Regions from separate parts of the Homo sapiens genome. Here region 1 is linked to region 2. Evidence: chromatin loops called from intact Hi-C (ENCODE). Cell type or tissue: PC-3. All regions are shown on one strand. Each heading gives the region's core, and the rest is flanking DNA. Links, peaks and the distances in the headings are about the cores only. Region 1 overlaps MACROD2 (mono-ADP ribosylhydrolase 2). Region 2 overlaps MACROD2 (mono-ADP ribosylhydrolase 2).

What was found. Hi-C counts contacts between places; a loop is a spot of excess contacts. Peaks named below come from ENCODE experiments on the same cell type or tissue, not always from the same donor. Only the 100,000 strongest peaks of a DNase experiment are listed, where the experiment ranks them.
Region 1: a loop joins it to region 2, with 6 times the contacts of the local background. A loop is called at or near these places in 2 of 110 quality-filtered maps.

What each region holds. Positions count from the first base shown.
Region 1 is chr20:15,814,987-15,822,982 of GRCh38, forward strand. All of the region lies in intron 8 of MACROD2 (mono-ADP ribosylhydrolase 2), which reads left to right. Among named protein-coding and RNA genes, the nearest start is that of KIF16B, 750 kb to the right of the region's middle. In PC-3, for the core only: no CTCF peak of the experiment used is centred there; a DNase peak (open chromatin) is centred at 3,915; H3K27ac peaks cover 708 bases.
Region 2 is chr20:15,759,570-15,767,565 of GRCh38, forward strand. All of the region lies in intron 8 of MACROD2 (mono-ADP ribosylhydrolase 2), which reads left to right. Among named protein-coding and RNA genes, the nearest start is that of KIF16B, 810 kb to the right of the region's middle. In PC-3, for the core only: a CTCF peak has its summit at 3,785; a DNase peak (open chromatin) is centred at 3,972.

The DNA of each region.
Region 1 (7,996 bases), core at 1,009-6,008, 55 kb after region 2:
ATCTGGTTGAAATCCACCTGCTTACACAGGTATTTCAGGGCAGAGGGGGTACTTTATCCATCTTAGCATCTGGGAATAATTTATCATAGAGGCCAACTTGCAAAATCAGTCACTCTGGATGCCTCATCCCTTTCAAATGAAAAGGATTTGGCTTCAAGTGCTGGACATGGAAACTGAGAATGCAGTGACTCATTTCTTTAAAAATGTGAATATGAGAGAGGAAGATTTTTATCACTCAAAGTGCAGCACGGTGAGAGCTCGCCTGAGTTAGGTAAAATGCACATAACTTATTTTATGGACACCTCTCTAAAGTGCCTTAAAGCTTAAAGGATAAAGAACCCAGTGGGTTTTCGTTTTGTTATATGCCCCAAGGCTGAAACTCTGTGGCATATTTTAACAGAGTTTTTAAATGGCAAAACAATAGTTCTTTTTTTTTTTAATGTAGTCTAAAATAAAATGGAACTCCAGACCTGTGTGCGACAGCTGGTGTTCATATGACACTGTTAGATGCCTCCTTTTATCCCAATCTCAGTCTCCCTTGGGTAGACAAGAAATGGGAGAGAATAGTCAAAAGTAAGAAACACTTCTACTTGAGTGACATCTTCCTGATCGTAGCAGAATGAAATATTATGACAGTTGTCCAGGTAGTTCTAAGTTTTGAAATTTTTTACTAAAATATTCAGATATAATGGAAGCAAGGACTTCCTGGAAAAATTATCTCCTCAATTATCTTTTTTAAGTTGAAGTTATATGAGTCTGACTTTTAGACTTCTAGTCAAATTATGCAACTTTTCTTCTTCTGCCAGTCAGCTTGTTGCCACTGATAAGTAAAATGGGATTCTAGAAGTTAACAGGGTTTGAGTTTTTTTCCATGATGTTGATTATTAGATTTCAAAACTTTTAAATCTTAAGTTTATTTACATAATTAGTCAATTGTAACCTGAATATCTGAGGAGTTATTAATGTGTCAAGCTGACATTATTTAATCATCAGAAAAGCTATCTTTCCTTCCCCAGTCCATCTCTCCGTCTCCCTCTGCGTGTGTGTGTTTGTGTGTGTGTATCTCTTTCTGTCTCTGTCTCTCTCTACATATATTCATTATATGTATATAATACATATACATCACATATATGATCCTATTTGGCCTGACATACTATACCCATAGGACTAACTTAAGTAATATGAGAAGAGTGAGAAGAGTTCATGGTAGGAAGGTCAATGAATTGATATATTGCAAATTATCTGGTAGATAATGCAGCTGCTTCTTCCACTTAGCAAATAATGTTTTCTGTAAGTGTTCTGTGATCAAGACATAGCCTGCAATGACTTTTGTATGCTAGGTCAACTCCATCGAACCCCCAAATTGTACTGGAATCAGACTTTTTCATTAATTCATGCAAACCAGCCTGAATTCTACTGGCAACCATGAAACACTTACCTATCCATACATGGCATAGTCTTCGAATTCTCATTTGTTTCTGATTTTAACCAAAAAAAAAATAGATTTTCATCATTTACAAGCCATAGCAATACACGTTGCAGTCACTAAGCTAAACTCATTACATGCAAGTAGATTAATCATTCATAGACCTTATAGCTTATCAAAAGACCTTGATAACTCCCACGGCTTCTTCCTTCTGCTCCTTCGATATTTGACAAGCAAACTTATATCTGATACTGATAGATGATCAACCCTCTTGTTAGTTTGACCCCAGGCAGCAGGACTTCATTAGCTCCAGTCTGTACTAGGCATTACGATGGTAAGTCCAGATGCAAAGAAAGGATATAGCAGGATCCCTGTCTCCCATGTACTTATGGCCTTGCTGGAGAAAGAGGACTTTAACCTGTAAAAGACCAAGACAATTTTGTGAAAACAGATAGAAACTCTGGTAGTGATAAATTGATAAACCCTGATGGTAGAGACTTTGTCTAATGGCTTAAATGAGGTGCCATGTTCGTGCCAGCGAGAATTCAATACCTACTTGTCCACGCACAAAAAAAAACGATGCTCGTTACCTGATCTCATGGAGTTCAATGAGAGCGGAGGCTAAGCCTTTGTAAGTTCTCAAGATTCTTCTCACAAGTTGTGGGCTCAATTAACATGTCTTGTTATAGAACTTTTATTGGTTGGTGTTTGATCTGGTTATCCATACTGTACACAAAAGTCGCTGTCAGCTGAAGAGGGAATGCTTCAAGTACTCAGTTTTCTCTTAAATCAAAGCAAAGATAAACTTCTTATAATTATTTTTCTGCAAACCAATTTATAAAGCGCACTCATCCCAATAATAAGTGACAAGAAAGAAAGAGATAGGCTGTGTTTATTTGAAATATCCTACTATTCCTCTGATACAGCACTGTTGTTAGATTCCTTTAGGAAATATTAGAATCTTTCTCACAATTGATCAGCCTCCCTGAATGTGCCCACCAAAAAATTAGTTCTTCAGAGCAGATTTTGTATTGGCAGTTTGCTAAACACGATACTTTCTTCTGAAACTCACTTATGCAAGCTTGAATGGTATCTAATGAGTTCATACCAAACTATGCCCAAAATGAAATCCAAGCCTCATTTCTGACATACCATTGTTCACCATGCCCGATATCTTACTAAGTTCTGTTAATTTTTCTTTCCTAATGCCTCTCACAACTGTTTCTTCTCTTAATCCCTGGTGCCAGTATCTTAGGTTAGACCACCACCATATCTCTCCTGGATCACCACCACACCCTTCTAATCTCTCTGTCTATATTTTTGCCACCATCCTCCTCTCCATCTCACCCTTTAAAGTCCAGATGAAGGTTTTAAATTGCAATTTTAATTGGGTTCTTTCCTCCCTAATTAGTTTCAGAATAAAGCGTAGGTGCATCCTCAGTGTGGCCTGGCCTGGCCCTGCCCTTCCTTCAGCCTTACTTCTTGTCATTTTATTATTTGAATGCCAGTTACCTACTGGACCACTTCTTGTTCCCCCAAAAGCTATGCTTTCTTTTTCCTCGAGGATTTTCATAGCAGGGTCTCTTCTCTGCTCTTCCTTCATGCCTTGGGGAACCCTTGCTCATTGTTCAGGACTCAGCTTACATGTTTTGTCCCACCCTGTGGTGGCTTTTCCTGGTCCCTCAAGGCTGTTGCTGGAAAGGGGTCCCAACCTAGACCCCAAGAGAGGGTTCTTGGACCTTCCTCAAGGAAGAATTCAGGGAGAGTCCAAAGAGTAAAGTGAAAGCCAGTTTATTAAGAAAGTAAAGGAATAAAAAAATGGCTACTCCATCAGCAGAGCAGTGGCATGGGCTGCTCGACTGAGTATACTTATAGTTCTTTTTTGATTGTATGCTAAACAAATTGTGAATTATTCGTGAGTTTCCTGGGAAAAGGGTGGGCAATTCCCAGAACCGAGGGTTCCTCCCCCTTTTAGACCATCTAGGGTAACTTCCAGAAGTTGCCATGGCATTTGTAAACTGTCATGGCACTGATGAAAGTGTCTTTTAGGATGCTAATGTATTCGAATTAGTGTATAATGAGCAATGAGGACAACCAGGGGTCACTTTCACTGCCACCTTGGTTTTGGCTGGTTTGGGCCAGTTTCTTTACCACAACCTGTTTTATCAGCAAGATCTTTATGACCCCTATCTTGTGCTGACCTCTTATCTCATCCTGTGATTTAGAATGCCTTAACCTCCTGGGGATGCAGCCCAGCAGGTCTCAGCCTCATTTTACCCAGTCTCTATTCAGGATGAAGTCACTCTGGTTGAAACTCCTCTGAAAAGACTGGCTTTAGTATCCTGCTGATATGCTCCTGGAGCCAGTGCCCTGTGCTAATAGATTCTATCACAGCACTGACCACGCTCTAATGATAGCAATTGTTAACTTGTTTGTTTCTCTCACCAAGAAGTCACGAACTGTGGCTTTTTTTGGTTATGCATTCCCTGCAGCTGGTACTATGTGCCAGTTCAGCAAATATTTGCTTGACAAATGAAGTCAAAGCCGTGAAGTTATTACACAACTAGTAATTGGAGAAGCAGGGATTCAAAAGCAAGCTCTTTGATACCATGTGACGCAACAATCTCTCTGCCAGGTATATGCCCAAAGTAGATGAAATCACTACCTTGTAAAGATATCTGCATTTTCATGTTCATTGCAGCATTATTTGCAATAGCTGGGTTCTGAAAACAACCTGTAAATTGATGGATGAATGCACAAAGAAAATGTGGTGTAAATCTGTATCTATATATTTATATATATAAAAATATATATATTTATATATACAAACATATATAAATATTTACATAGTATAGAGAGATATCAATATATATTTTATATATAAGTATATAAATATATATACTTATATATAAATATAAATATATAAGTATATAATTATATAAATGTATATAAATAAATAAATATAAATATAGATAACATATATAAAATATTTATATATATTTATATAAATATAAATAAGTATATAATTATATAAATATATATAAATATATAAGTATATAAATATATAGTTATATTGATATATAAATATATATCTATATCGATATATTTATATGTCAATATAGGTACATAAACATATATATAAAATATACACACACAATGGAATATTATTTAGCCTTAAAATGGAAGGAGATCCTGCCATTTACCACAAAATAGATGGGCATGAAGGACATTTATGTTAAGCAAAATAGGCCAGATGCAGAAGATAAATTATTGCATAATCTCACTTATATGTGCAATCTAAAAAAAAGTTCAGATATTCAGAGAGAGATAATAAAGCTATCCAGGGGTTGGGAAGAGGGGGAGGAAATGGAGAGATATAGGTCAACAGATACAAAGTGGCAGATATATAGAATGAACAACTCCAGAGACTGAATATACAGCATGAAGGCTACAGCTAATAAAATTGAATTTTGGATTTTTGTTAAATAAGTAGATTTTTGTTATTCTCACCCCAATAAAAAAGAACTGTGTGAGATGATAGATATGTTAAATGGCTTCACTGTAGTACCTATTTTACTATCTATATGTATCCCATAATATCATGTTGCAAATCTTAAATATACACAATAGATTTTTTTTTTAAGCAGCTCTTTAAACCTCAACTATACCATGCTCTATATCCTAGGAGAAGCGACACTGTGTGCTGAAGCATGAATGGGTACAGTTAAAGTCTTTCCATTAGCCATCCTCCACCCCTCTGCCCGTCTTTTTTCTTTTTGGCAGGAGTAGGGGGTGGGGGCGAGGACAGGGTCTTGCTCTGTTACCCAGGCTGAAGTGTAGTGGCACAGTCTCACTGCAGCCTCAACCTCCCAGGCTCGAGTGGTCCTCCCGCCTCAGCCCCTTGAGTATTTGGGACTACAGGAGCACACCACCACACCCAGCTAATTTTTATTATTTTTGGTAGAGACAGGGTCTCACCATGTTGCCTAGGCTGGTCTCGAACTCCTGGGCTCAAGCGATCCTTCCTCCTTGGCCTCTCAAAGTGCTGGGATTACAGTCATGAACCACTGTGCCTGGGCCCTTCTGCCAGTTTTTAGTACAGTAGTTTGAATATTTTTAGAAGATGGGCTGTGTGTCTAACTAAAACCTAATCGAGTGATTTATGCTAAAATTGTACCTATTCTCAATGGCCTGTCAGAACTGGGAATAAGCCCTTTAAAATAAAATCAGCTTTGATATATATTTTCTTAAATGTGTTCACTGCTATCTTTTCTCTGCCTGAGAATTCTGCTAAGAAAACCTCCCAGCAAGGATAGCTTGTTTTAAGTTTTTTATAGTTTCTCCCATTGTCTTTTCATTGTCTCTGTCACTCCTTAAGATGTCATCTGAGCTTTATTAATATGTATTTGGTAATTTGTATTCATGCTATATCAACATGAGAAATAAAAGAGTCTCTCAGTTTTAGACTTCAGAGCCCCAAGTCGCCTGAATATATAGCCACCTAAATATGTTGTACTCAGCATTGGGACTAAGCCCCTGCTGTTCACATTACACAATGGAGCACCTTTCTGAGAGGCTAGCATTTACCTCTCCAGACATGTGTGCCATCAAATAGATCCACAGACACAGATCCTTGGTCATACTGCAAATATCTTCTCTGTGGTTTGCCTTTTTATTCTCTTAGTAGTGTCTTAATGACCATAAATTCTTAATTTTAATAAAATTCAGTTCTTCTCCTTTATAGTTACTTCGTGTATATATTTCCTTAAAGCATTGCTTGTCTTCATATTAAGTTGTACAATATTTTGTGTAAATTATTTTAAAACATTTCTTCATTTTACTATTTTATTTAAAATGTAGTTTCTAAATATCCAGCAATTTTCCTCCTTTGTTTTATAAGTCCCTCACTCCGCAGGACATATTACAAATTACTTGGTTGTAATTTGTATTTCTATTTAATATTTATTATAAATTATTAGATATTTTAAAATTTAGTTTTGAAGACAAGAAAGTATATTGGGTGCTAATAATACATTTCTGACCCTGACATCACCATGATAGCTTTGCATTAAATACAGTCTGGGCCGGATTTGGAAATGCTAACTTTTAGTTTTCTTATTGAAATAAATTGTATATACTTGCATGTACAGTCAACCCTCTGAATCTGTGGGCTCCATGTCTGTAGATTCAACTAACCTTGGATTGAAAATGTTCAAAAAATGGATAGTGTGTCCGTATTGACCATGTACACGCATCTTTCTTGTCATTATTCTCTGAACAATACAGTATAACAACTATTTACATTGTATTAGGTACTATAAGTACTCTAGGGATGATTTAAAGTAACAGGAGGATGTGCATAGATTATATGCAAATAGTATGCCATTTTTAATAAGAGGATGGAGCATTGTGGCTTTTGGGATCCAAGGGGGTCTTAGTCTTAGAACCAGTCCCCTGTGGATACCGAGGGACGACTGTATACCATATGAAGAGTGTGAAAACTGCATTATTTTATAGGACTGCATCTTTCAATGTAATGTCAGGACTTGAACTGTGCAACAGTTAGGACACTCAATCTAGAGCCCTGGAAAGTACATGAACTACATTGAAATTCTGTCAAATAATTATTATGCGATTGCTGTTTCACTTTTAGTCAAGAAGCATTGAAAAAACAAGTAGCCTCATTAATCATTGAAAACATCAGAATGAACTTTGAGGATCAGGAATTTAGGGACATGCAGATCTGGTCAATTGGCCATTATAATGATACAAATTAAAGCAAAGTCCAGCAGGGAAAATAATCCAGCTTGAATCCTGGGATCTATTCTTGTACCTTTGTGGCGTACACTTACCAGACAACAGATCTAAAATGTGGTGTGTATGTTTTACAATACTATATTAATATAAACTATATTAATAGTCTCTAAGCCAAATGATATGTGATACATCCTAAACTTTTGTTTGAATAGTTGAATTTTTCTTTATTGTTTTCATGGATAGTTAATGAAATAGTTATGATAAAATATACCATGTTTGAAGTCATAACTTAATTACATTTATTAACAAGAAATAGTAATGTACAGGAATGAAACTGAAAGTTATTGTGCAATTTACTATTATCTTTTATGGATAGAACTGGTTACAAGTAACAAATGTAAATTTTTACATTTGCATGTAAGAAGATAAGTCCTAACAGCATTATTGAATGATAACATTATTGAAATAACTTTAATTTCACTAAATTGATCCACATTTGCTATTTATATAGAGAGAAGACCAACTGTGATTTTTATATACATATTTGAAATTATCCATCAATATCACATGGAATATTCAATCTGGCCTTTTGCGGGAGGAAGAAAGGAAGAGATTTTAGAGACTAGGAAAGGACAGCAAATTAGGAAAGAAAACCGCAGATACAGCAGATAAGGGAGGAAGAGGTGGATTATCTACCTCAGTGACAATTTACATGCTGAATTATACTAATTTCCCTGTGTTCTGTGATGCTCAGTAAATGAGACTCTGCTGATGTTCCTATAGGCCATGAACCAGCCGGCACGTTGGTTTCCA
Region 2 (7,996 bases), core at 1,572-6,571:
TTCCCAAATTGCGCCTGCAACAAATGTGTCCATTTGCTTATGTGGGACTCTACATGTGATTGCACTCTACCGGGAGTTTAAAGTGCCTTCTGCCCTTAGGTTTGATGGCTCAGTCTTGCTTTGAGCACTATTGCGACGTAGACTATTTATGGGACAATATTGCCCTCTGGCAGTGAGGCAGCCAGTGGTTTTAATAACTGTTTTATGTCATTTTGACAGTTTTTAAACTAGTCACACCCAGCAGTTTAGGCCAGAAGGGAAACATCAGTGAATGCCTACAGGAGTTTTCTATTACAGAACTCGTACATGCATTTGTACCAGGAAAATGCTACAATTCTTGCTTTAAAGCAAAGCTGCCTTTCCCAAGAGGAGAACTGAATTTTTGCCGCGTAAAGCTTCAGAAAAGTGCAAATAATAATGACAATATTGTGCTCACAGGACAAACAGAGAATAGAACCATTCTCCCTTTGAGAAATTCATGACTGGAGTGCCACAAAGATCAACCCCACGTGAGCCAATCACAAAACATCTTCCTGTAATGCATGTTCAGACACTCGTGGGATCAAAAAAGGACCTCAGGGTCATATCTGATCCTTTGGATTGAATCATCGTGAGGAGTGTCTCGGCTTCACGAAAATGACCCAGAGCTGCTCGCTGAAGCTGGAGAAACCAAAGGCTTGACAGCAGCTGCCAATTCCTGGAGGGGTATCTCAGCTGCTTCTCAGCCACTTACGCAAAGGGAATGCCTCAAGAGAGCCAGGTGGGCTTTACCAGATGGGGCTGAAATTACAGGGAGTAGAGGCTCTGCTATGTTGAGAAGTGCAGCTTCGGCAGACAGCTGAGAAAGACACAGCTCAGTAGGCACCTGCCTTTCCAGCCCAGTGGCTGCTGCAGGAAACATTTCTGGGATCACAGAAGGCAACTCTGGATCTCATCTTGGTCATTGGGACAGGAAAACCAGGCACTGCACGGCAACCCCACGCATTCCTTCCTTGCTTCCCACTGCGGAATAGGTCATGCATCTCTGGGGGCAGAGTGCAGGGAGAGAGGGCAGGAGGACTCCCCAGGAGAGGGAGGAGAAGATAAAAGTAGCAATTTATGCTTTTACTTCAAGCATGCACACACCGACATCTAGCAAAATGCCTGGAAGTACCCTGCACACTGTTTTTCAGCTCATATTTCCTGAGTGACCTTATGTGAATGGACACAGACACTGTGGTTCAAAAGGGACCAAATTCGCAATTCTATTTCAATAAAACAAAAATTAGGGATTTTGAAGTTAAGATGAGATATGAAGAAAGCCAAAAAGGAATATTACCACAGAAGGAGAAAAAACAAAAAGGCTAGATTCAGAAAACTGAGTTTAAATGAAACCTAGAAAGGAATTTCAGACTCTGCATATATTGAAACTATCAAGAGTCCATAACATGAATGAAATATACTGCGTACAGTCATTTAGATAAAAGTGTTTTTTGTTTCGTTTTATTTTGTTTTGAGACGGAGTCTCACTCTACTGTCCAGGCTGGAGTGCAGTGGTGTGATCTTGGCTCACTGCAACCTCTGCCTCCCTGGTTCAAGTGATGCTCCTGCCTCAGCCTCCCAAGTAGCTGGGATCACAGGCACGCACCACCAGGTCCAGCTAATTTTTATATTTTTAGTAGAGATGGGGTTTTACCATGTTGGCCAGGCTGGTCTCAAACTCCTGACCTCAGGTCATCTGCCTGCCTTGGCCTCCCAAAGTGCTGGGATTATAGGCCTGAACCTCTGTGCCCGGCCAAAAGTTTTGAATTTTTAAAACTTATCCTGTTTAAAAATAAGCTAAATTATTATCACTCAAATACAACCTCAGTGCAAAAGGGAAGAATTTAGCTTAGTAAATAATTAAGGCAATTGTTTTAATTGTGCAAGAGATAACAAAAATCGCTTCAATGATCTGATCAATTGAGGGGGAGAAAAAGGCTATTAAAGCCTATTTTAACCATCAAGAGTATGTGTTACACGTATATCCACATTTTGTTATAGGCAAAATTCAAGAACATTAAGCATGTCACTGAACATGAAACTAAGACATGAGGAGACAGGGTTGGGGCTATGGTGTGGTGACTCAGATTTTACAGAAGATCCAATCCAGAAAAGCTAGAGCGCTTTTCCCCAAAATATGTACCAGTCTCGGCCAACCGCTCAATCACTAAGCCTTGCAAATAACCTATTTTCCAAATGATTTCAAAAGAAAATAATGCCTGCCAAAGCAAAGCAACTCATTTTCCCCAGTAATGACTGCAGGAAGACCTTTGATTTCCTTCTCAGCTTCTAAAGCTTTCTTTAAATTTCCCTATTTACACACAGTGTTTCACCTCACAGATTCTCCTTTCAACAGCTGTGTGGGACAGGAATGATGCCCAAGGACATGCAGCCCATAGGTTTTATTTTGTTTTCTTTGGGTAATTTTTTGGGCAGAGGTGATATGATTTCTATCTGAAGCATTTAAGGAAGAAATTGAGTATGCCAATTTTGACAGATGATAGAATAAAAGCCCCAGCTATTTCTAGGTTTGAATAATAATAATAATGGAAATAATGGCAATAACAATAACAATGATAACAAGTGCCATAACTTCTTAGGAGAATACTACAGACTACTGTTCATACATTTTTTCAGTAATCACAGAAATCCTGTGAGGCGAATGTTACTGTTTTCATCTTACTCACGTGGAAAGTAAGGACAAGGCAGGTGACATTGATTACTCCAGGGCCAGAGCTAGTAAGCATTTGAACTCAGGTCTGTCTGCCCTCAATTCCATGTTTTTAGACCTTGTGCTACTGTTATTTCTTCAGATTAAAAGATGCATAGGTGGGCTCTGGTAGACAAATTACTAACCATTCTACCTAAACCTCCCTGTTCCTACACCCTTTGCCATGTGACCTTGGAGCTCCTCCCACTAAAGGAGCAGGTCTGTTTCCCCAACCACTTTGAGCATGAGTTTGACCATGTGACTTGCTTTGACCAATAGAAAGAAGCAGAGTTAACAGCCTCCTTGTGGCTCTTAGTCCAGGCTTTCATTGGCCTTGGTGCAGCTGCTCATCCTCTTGCACCCTGTTATGGCTATGAGAAGAATATTCCTGGCCAGTCTGCTAGTCCCAGGAGAGGGGTGAGGGACATGTAAGATAAAACTGTTCTGGTGACTTGCTAATAACCAAAGACCATCCAGATATTCATGAGCACTACTAAACGATCATTGCTATCTGAGTTTTGTCATTGCTTGTTACAATTACTGTACCATCTATAAGGTCTATTTGAAAGAATATGTGCCCAATGAGTGAGTGTACGGGCACATGCACAACATATACACATACCAAATGGAGTGGAAGTCTTGGTGTCTTACATCCAGATAACCATTTGGTGAGAATAAATTCATTAACAACAACGGTAAGGGAATTTCAGTATTTTGGTTTTCCTTTAGAAAGCTGTAACCATTCTATTTGCTGCTCAGTTCTCTTGTTAAAAGCCAAGAGGATGTTTTCAGACAGTGTAGCTGCTTAGCTCTGGTTTTGGTCTTTGATGAATTTTACCTGATAACTGATACTTAAAGGGACCCTCTGCGCACCGCCACTGACATATCTCAGTAAGAGGGAGACATCTTGACCCCTGAAGGGCAGTGACAGTTCAGTGCTCCTCTGTCGAGCCCATCCTGATTGCGCTCAGTGGCAGAACCACCCGAGATGGTTTTGACTTTGAACAACATCAGCAGTGAGTTGAATTGGGAAGTAACTTTACAACATCAAAGCCTGCCATCAAGTGGTATCATATCATTTTATGATGTAAGACACCAGACAAAGGTTGAATGAAGGAAAAAGAAGTGTGGTGTGCAAGTATATATTCACCACACACACACATACACACAAACATCACAGGCATTTGAAGGTGTTCTCAGATTGTGACTAGGTGAAAGTGTTCTTTATAACTTTGGCTTTTGATATATTTACCTATCTGGCACTAGCAATGAATATTTGATACAGTCATAGCTACATGCTTAGACTATGACTAAGTATAATAGAAGAAGTGGAGAACTGGCCTAATATGGACAGAAATCAGATCCAAATAATCTTGCCTTAAAAAAAAAACACAGATTTTTGTCTCAATGTTCTATTTAACATGCTTTCTGCTAACTCAACTGAGAAAATTGAATTTGGGTCAATTGTTACAAATACAGACCAATGCATTCAAAGGCTGTGTAGTTTCATGGCTAATTGATTCTGTTTAGGTAATATTTGCAAGAAAATTACTTTTATAATGCATGAATAAAAAGATACATGTTATGATAGTTGGAAATCTGTGAAACATACCCTAATTTTCTAATATCAAAGTAAGACATAAATATACTTTGATTTGAGCTAGATTTTTAGCAAGATTTGCATAATTTCAATAACATATTAAAGAGTTACATTTGTAAGTGGGAGGGTTGCAGGGTTTAGAACCAAACTGGAAGAAAGGCTGGAAGTGGCCAGCCAGTTGAAACAAAGCCCTGCCATTCCATAGAAGAGAAGTGTATGATGAAGAGAAAGCTGGCTGTGCTGTGCACCATTATCTGCCACTTTTGCCTTGTTAAACTTGCCACTCAATTTGATATGACCTAGTGTTTATGTTCTATTTTGAAGTTCTTCTATGTCTTCTATTTTATATTATTTTTTTCTGTTATATTGATCTGATTAAGATGAACACTGTCACATATCATTAGCAAGTTCTGATTACTTGACCATTAGAAAGAATATTTATTTGTTCTGTTCATCCATTTAATACCACCTTGAAATTCATAGTTTTCTACAGGGATGTCTAATAGGCATCTTAAAATTAACTGTCTAAAAGGAACTCTTGACTCCTTCCCTTCCACCAAACCTGTTTTGCCCAGCCTTTCCCGCCATCATAAATGGCCTCACCATTCACCCATTTACTCAGACCCAAGCCTAGGGATTGTTCTTGATTTCTCTCCTTCCCTTGCACTCCACCTCCAATCCATGTGCCAGCCACCTACCAGTTTTATTATTAAAATACGTCTTCTTCCGATGCCACCACCATAGTTCAAAACATCATTGCCTTTCATCTAAGCTGCTATAAAAGCTTCCTGATGGGTTTTCCTGATTTGACTCTTTCCCCTTATATTGGATTCTCAGGCAGCATCCAGGGTGAGTTTTTAAACACAAAATCAGATCACAGCAATTTCTTGCTCAGAACTCTCCAGTGGTTTCCAAGCACCCTCTGAATAAAGTCTAAATTTCTCATCTCAGCCTACGATGACCTTTATGATTTAGTCCCTGCTAATCTCTTGGTTTTCTCCTTCTGCTCTCTGCTCACTCTACCCATGCTGGCCTTCCTGCTATTCTCCAAATGTCCCATGCTTGTGTCCACCTCGAGCCTTTTCACTTGCTGTTCCCTCTGCTTGGAAAACCACACACAACCCCCGGTCTTTGCTGCCTTGCTCTCTCACTTCTTCTAGTGACATTTCTTCTCAAATGGCACTTCCTCAAAGAGGTCTTGTCTAGCTACCCTATCAGACATAGCCCTCCATGCTCTATAGGCTCTTACCCCTTGGCCTTCATTGCAGTGCAACCTGCTATCCATTGACAGCTGGGTTTTCCTCTCGAAGAAAGGAATTCTGGATGCAATTGCTAGCTTTTCCTTATTATTATTTTTAATGCAAACAAAACGGCCTCTGCTGCCAGTTCAAATACTGAGCTCAGAGCTCTGTTCTTTCCTGCTGAAATTTATAATTCTACTCCCATTCTTCTGGTTCTCCTTGCCTTATAAACAACAAACATGTGAACCAATGTGACTTCTATATTATACTGATGATTCCCCTATTTACCAATAAAGTGTGATCTAATTTTCATAACAGAAACATTCATTATTGAACGGTGTATTGTTCAGGTTTGTAAATGTGTAGAAAATGGCACAAGCAAACTGAAATGATACATGCAAATCTATTACGGTGGGAAAGAATATTTTTATTTTTCAATCTATAAATACTATGATTATCCTTCATATACTGTTTGCATATATTTATGTGTTTTTTGTGTTAAAGAGGGAAAACATAAAAAGTTAATGAGATCCTGAAGTGAAATAAAGTGAACATATTTACAACAGCAACAAGAAAGGAATATGTCAAGATAGACATATCACAGAGATATATACACATGTGTGTAGATAAGATTGGTGAGATAGACAGATAATAGAGCTTGTACTTGGCCTGCCTTCACCCAATGTTGCAATGACAATCTATACAATGTAAGTATTTGTACTTTTTATACTTTCAAGAAAAGCAGATATAAAATTAATGCATATACTTTTTGTTTTTGGCATCCTTTCATGGAAGCAATAAAATATTCTGGAGAGAGAGAGAAAGAGAGAGATAAACTAACTCAGGGATGTGAGAAGAAGAAAATAAATATCACTCTTACTCCTCCATCTGAAGATGATGATGGAAATAATTGTCATATTTCTCTTATGTTTTTTATTTGTTTTTTCTCCCAGCCAAGTATGCTTTTTAGTGTGGGTCTCTGTGTGTTCCCTTTGGTAATGTCTAATAACATTTCTAACCTGGAGATTTATTTCTTAGAAGCAAAGTTCTGCTCATCACAAGCCATCTCCATCAGAGCCATTTCTCCTTATGGTTTCCTTCTCATCATTTAATGCTTAGTACTTCTTCACAATAGAAGCAAGCTGCCTTTCTAAGGGATGAACTGATATTCTAGCTAGAGGACTTAATATTCCTTTTCAGAAATTGAGAGGTTCTCTTTGCTTTTCTAGGCCTTAATTAAGTGATTGGTTATTTCATAAACAGTCAGATTACATTTACCACTCACAATTGTCAAATTTTTAAAACTCAAGTAAACTTTTTTTCCTTCTTCAAACAAGTCTCTTATTCTCTCCTGAAGTTAATGGCGGGCATTACTACCAGTTTCTTGGCCAGCTGCTAAGGAGATTCCTTTCCCTTAAAAAGTTAAAGTATTTAAGAATCACCCTCAAACCCCAGGAAGGGTGGTCAACAAAAAAAGATGTCTTCATGGTCAAACTTTATGGACACAACAAGAATCCCAAAGAAGGGAGATGACTCAAGCCATCTTTTATTACTTAGACGATCGATGGCGATGATGTGGAATTTGCAACAATTCTTTTCTTGAGACCCAGTAATAGTTACCTTTTGCTACATAACAAACCGCCTCATAGTATAATGGCTTAAAAACAGACATCTATTATATCTCAGGACTCTTAGCTTGGAGTTCTCTCCATGCGGGGTCTCTATCCTCAACTGGCTGGCCCAGGCTTGTTTTCATGGTGGCAGAAGGGATCCACCTAGCCAGAGGGCGAGCCCCCTTGCACAACACTTTTCATGTCTCTGATCGTGTAAGATTTGCTATCGTCCCACTGACCAAAGCCAATTACGTGTTCAAGCTCAGATTCAAGGAAGGAGCTCTCACTTCTCAGGGCAGTGCTGCCAAGAGTTTATGTACACTTCAGCAATCTATCGATACCACAAATATGAGAGGCCAGCTTTTTCTCTTTTAAAAAAATAAAGCTTATAAAATAACACAAGTACATAATTTCCCTACACAATGAGTAACTAGATTTTATGTTTTCTCTTTCGGTTTTCCTCAAAAACTTGTATAGATCATCTTTTGAGATGAATAGCGGAGCCCTTGTGATACACCACATTCTAAGAATGCTGGGGACACTGTATTCAACCCAGGACAGCTGCCTAAGGTTGTATAGTCTGTGCACCGCATGATGCAGGAGATGCTATTCATGCCATATTCCTAAAATTTTGTATATTTATTGCAATAATTTCCTGGCAAACAATAGTTACATTTCTAGAGAGAAGGACTGCTTTTTCTGATTCTTACAAAAATGACTTGTTGATTTGCAACTCATGCTGACAAGCCATCCTTTCTTAAATGAAGAAAGACTTGTTTAACCAATGGCAAAGAATTCTCCACCTTGTATT